Linked DNA regions of Homo sapiens: region 2 is linked to region 1. A link is an interaction called in ENCODE POLR2A ChIA-PET data of the cell type or tissue named here. Cell type or tissue: GM12878. All regions are shown on one strand.

Region 1 (2,500 bases):
TATGTCTTATAAAGGTTGGTGTCCTTACTGAAATCTCAGCAACTTAAACAAATGTCCCCCACTTCTAGTCTAGAACATCCAGTAGGTCTTGTAGAAGCAGCAGAAACTACATTTAGTTGGTCTGGTTTAAAGAGAACTAGGAAGGGCTAGTAATTAAGAAATTCATTATTATTAATTACTAGCAATTTATATGAACCCACAAACATATCCTTTTTTACTGATCCTATTAAAACAAGTTTTTGGCTATGAAAAGCCAAAAAAGAGAGACTAAGATGAATTTATGAGAGGTTCTCCCATAAATAAAATAAGGAAGTATTTAACACTAAAAAGAAAAACAATAGAGTAACTTTTTTGTTACTGTATGTTTTTTATAATTTTAAGCCAAATACACCTGGAACAAAAAGTCCCAGATAGGCCAGGTGCGGTGGCTCATGCCTGTAATCCCAGCACTTTGGGAGGCTGAGGCAGGTGGATCATGAGGTCAGGAGTTCAAGACCAGCCTGGCCAAGATGGTGAAACCCCATCTCTACTAAAAATACAAAAATTAGCCGGGCATGGTGGCAGTGCCTGTAATCCCAGCTACTCAGGAGGCTGAGGCAGCGAACTGCTTGAACCTGGGAGGCAGAGCTTGCAGTGAGCCGAGATTGCGCCACTGTAATCCAGCCTGGGCAACAGAGTGAGACTCTGTCTCAAAAAAAAAGAAAAGAAAGAAAGAAAAGTCCCAGATACCACTAAAACTCAACAACGTCGGCCCAAAGAACTGCTCTGTATATTTTGAAGTTGGCTGGGCTCTGTTTCAGAACAAAACTGATGAGGGTGGGAGGCACGTGCCATGCTATGGAAATGCAGCAGGAGCCACAGAGACGGTGAAGCCAGAGCCAGAGTCCACAGAAGGACTTGCACAGGGAGAGGACCATTTGTCACAATAAATTTGTCCACAATAAATTAACATTTGAATCAAAGTTCAAGTTCTCAGGCTCCATGTAATGCCAAAAGCACTCTAGCTGCCATGCATTACATATAATTTGGCAGATGAGGGAAGAAGGCTTAGGGATTAAGGGGGAAGTCAACCTGAGAAGGGTTTCAAAAATAACTACCTCAAACCAGCAATTTAAATTAAGCAAAGAGGAACTCTGCCCTGGGGTGGATTCCTGTATATAGTCTATTTATAGGAACAGCTGCAGAAAGACAACACAGCTTCCCTGCAGGTAACAATAATTAAGCAGCCAATCTTTCTCTGTAATTACCCGCTTCACCATCTTTTCCAATGTGGAATTTATATCTAATTTTTTACACCTCATCCCAACTTTCTAATCCAAAGAGGAATAGAGTGCAAAAGAAATGCTGAGTTACAGGTAACTGGTAAACAGTGAAGACCTCTGAATATTGTATTTTGCAAACCAAAATACAATAAAGCAAGCCACAGTGAAAAGGTGACACCAAGAGTCATTGAATCATGCAAACAGTTTTGCTTTGTTTTGTTTATCTTTTTAGCATTTAGGGACACTGGGAGAAGATCCAGTGACAGCCTACCTCATTCTCAAGGTAAAAATAGGACACTAAGGAAACGGTGTGGGGGTATTTCCATATCTTCTTATGGTGGTTTCTGGTATTGTGACCACCATCTCTAGCCTTGGTTTGGTTCACTTTGACATGTCAATGAAATTAGTTCATGTATTTGCTCCACCAAAAGGATCCATTTGTTTTTTTCTCTGAAGGAGCTATGTGCTTACCATGGGCACAAGTTTCAGAATCACTTGCTAACTCCACATTTCCATAAACCATTAGAAGAATTCGCATGGGGCTCTAGGGAGAATTAAATGAGAATGTATGTAGAGCACTGGGGATACTTTTTGTTGGACACATACTGTTATAGATCTACCTCCTCCCTTCCAAGAGCCCTCACAAGGAATCCATGCTGTTCTGGGTACCAAAAATGAACATGTGATCTAGGCTAAGTCAATCAACATATTCTCATCTTCTAGCCAGTGTAACTGATTCAAGGCTGGACACGTGACTGAGCTTGAGACTGTGGCTTCAAATACCAGGACAAAGGTTCTCTGTCTCTGGATGGCGTGACTTGCAGACGTGACACTTGGAACTACTGCAGCCATCTCTACTTTCATGAGGAGGGTTGGTAGGAAGAGGAAGACGACACATGGAGGAGGACAGGGCAAGAAAATTACCTAGAATTGGCCAGGCGCGGTGGCTCACGCCTGTAATCCCAACACTTTGGGAGGCCGAGGCAAGTGGATCATTTGAGGTCAGGAGTTTGAGATCAGCCTGGCCAACATGGTGAAACCCTGTCTCTACTAAAAATACAAAAATTAGCCAGGCGGTAGTGGCACACCCCTGTAATCCCAGCTACTCAGGAGGAGGTTGAGGCAGGAGAATTGCTTGAACCCAGGAAGTGGAGGTTGCAGTGAGCTGAGATTGCACCACTGCACTCCAGCTTGGGCAACAGAGTGAGACCCTGTCTCAAAAGAAAAAAAGAGAAAAA
Region 2 (2,500 bases), 1.1 Mb after region 1:
GAAATTGCTGTTAACATAGAAGTACTTAAAATGCATTTCATCCTAGTTGTTCTTATAATAGTGACATTATCGTAGACACATTTTTAAATCCAGATAGTTATTTGTACTTTTTCACACCAGTTTTTGCTTTTGTCACATTTATTCAAACTAGCACCTCCACAGTCAAAGTGTTGTCATCCTACAGCCTCAAGGCCCCTCACTCTCAATGTATGGAATGTCATGGTACTTGATGTTATTGCATGCCCATTGCTGCAAGGCATCACACAAGATATCCTGAGACAGGCGGTGTGCATATTCCAAGATCACAGTATTGGTCCCTGGAGGTTCCTTCACTTCCTCTTTGACATTAACTGGAGAAGCCATCCTAGGTAGACATCTCTCTTCTGGCATAAAGGGTTCTTCACTCTCATGCTGCTTCTCACCTTCATATATGGTAGGAAATGGGAAAGTTTGCTTTGATTTCATGCAGCCCATGTTATGAAGAGCTGTTTGTGGAGGAAGCAGTGGCAAAGACTACTTCCAGGCCATCTTTAGAAAACAATGAAATTTGTCCATGTGATGTTGACCAGTGCTTTCCCTCTCCAGGGCACTTCAGTAATCAATGTTCCCTTTCACCACTCTTCACGTGTAGTGTTTACCTGTCAAGAGAAGGTAGGTTTCATTTTGAAGTTACAGAATGCAAAATAGTGTATGATTGAGTGGCATGTAAAAATCCTTTCATCACTTTGGTCACATGGAAGAAATCTGAGGTAAAAACAAACAGCTTTATCTTATCAGTAGAAGAAAAAGATAATCACTCAATAAAAATGGCAACTTGCAAAATAGGAAAACTTTTTTTCAAGATCTTGCATATTTTATAAAACTGAAAACAATTCAATTTTTGCTAGCTTAGATTTATCTATACCAAAACAATTCAATTTTTGCTAGCTTAGATTTATCTATACCAAGGGCTAGCAAACCATTGGGCCAAATTCCAGCTACCTATTTTTGTACAGCCATGCTCACGTGTTTACATGTGTCCATGGCTGCGTTCATACTACAACAGCAGAACTGAATAACTGTGACAGACCATGTGGCCCACAAAGCTTAAAATATGTACTATCTGACCCTTTACAAAAAATGTTTGCTGAGTCCTGATCTATACTGTCAAGCAAAACAAGCACATCAAAATTTTGTTCCTCCCCAAACCTCATGAACCTACAGATCTTGGACTACTGTTAGAGTCTGGCTTTATCCCCTGGTCACATATTTACAACTCAAAGAGTAGTAAACAATGTTGGCTTTACTCTAGTGCCACGTCTAAACAATATAGGTTACATATAGCAAAGCCACCTATTGACTGTTCCCTGTGAAATTGTACAGAAGCTCAGATTAAGGTTAAAGGTTTTTCCTCCTAAATGTCTCATTCCTACCCTTGTTTGATGTTTGGTCAATAAATAGATGACAATGCTTGTGATGTGCCTTCTAAGCCTCCCAAGTGTGTGTTATCACAGAATGAACTCCTCTTAAGGGACTTAAGGATAACTAAAACAATACAAGACAGCTTCATTTTAAAGAGGACTGAGTGTAAGAAGCACAGGTAATCTCTATGAATGAGATTAATGGTCCCTGATTGTATCTTAGTTTTGGGACTAAAAACATAGCTCTAAAAATTCATAAAATCTGTTTCTGAAAACACCTTTTTTTTTTTTTTTTTTTTTTTTGAGACAGGGTCTTACTCTGTTAACTCAGTCTGGAGTAAAGGATGCAATCACGGCTCACTGTAGCCTGGACCTCCTGGGTTCAAGTGATCCTTCCACCTCAGCCCACTGAGTAGCTGGCCTGCAGGCACAAGTCACCATGCCTACCTAAGTTTTTGTAGAGACAGGGTTTTGCCATTTTGCCCAGGCTGGTCTTGAACTCCCGGGGTCAAGTGATCTGCCCACCTCAGCCTCCCAAAGTGCTTGGATTACTGGCGTGAGCCACTGTGCCTGGCCTGAAACCACTGATCTTAAGGCAAAAGCTTGCGTGCATCTAATTCATTTTTTAATAGTTTGTAATTAAGGATGTCCAGAGGAGGTGATGTTTGCCAGGTCTACCACCATATATTATTCTATAAATTCTACCCAGTTTCTCATAATACTACATCTGTTCCTACCCCTAATAAGAGTGATATGAGGGTAAGAAAGGAAAGGCAGTCTTCTGCTTTTAATTACCTTTAGTTCTGTATGCCCTGCTTCACGCTGCATACTTCAGAGATGTTAATTTTAAAAGGGAAACAAGTTATGTGTGGTGTCTGTCTTGTTTACTAGCCTGAACTGAAGATGGGGACTGTCTTGGTTGTTAATCATCAGCATGTTATGATTTTTCATAGTGTCTAGTTTTTACTGTGAGGGATGGTTAAGGGAATTGGACATGGTTAACCTGAAAAAAATTACTTGGAGAACTCAATGAGTGTCAGATAAATAAAAGGCTGTGAGTGGAACCATCAGTGGAACCATCAGAATATTCTGTTTTTTAA

What was found. Peaks named below come from ENCODE experiments on the same cell type or tissue, not always from the same donor. Only the 100,000 strongest peaks of a DNase experiment are listed, where the experiment ranks them.
Region 2: POLR2A ChIA-PET joins it to region 1 with 6 read pairs; 2 of 35 experiments call an interaction of 5 or more read pairs at or near these places.

What each region holds. Positions count from the first base shown.
Region 1 is chr2:191,273,117-191,275,616 of GRCh38, reverse strand. The region is part of intron 1 of MYO1B (myosin IB); the gene reads right to left. Among named protein-coding and RNA genes, the nearest start is that of MYO1B-AS1, 28 kb to the right of the region's middle. In GM12878, no CTCF peak of the experiment used is centred here; a DNase peak (open chromatin) is centred at 1,016.
Region 2 is chr2:190,197,835-190,200,334 of GRCh38, reverse strand. It overlaps AKAP19 (A-kinase anchoring protein 19), which reads right to left. Exons shown (of 2, transcript NM_001042519.2): 2 at 1-638. The coding sequence starts at 474. The coding sequence ends at 187. It also overlaps a transcript of HIBCH not described here. Among named protein-coding and RNA genes, the nearest start is that of AKAP19, 18 kb to the right of the region's middle. In GM12878, no CTCF peak of the experiment used is centred here; no DNase peak of the experiment used is centred here.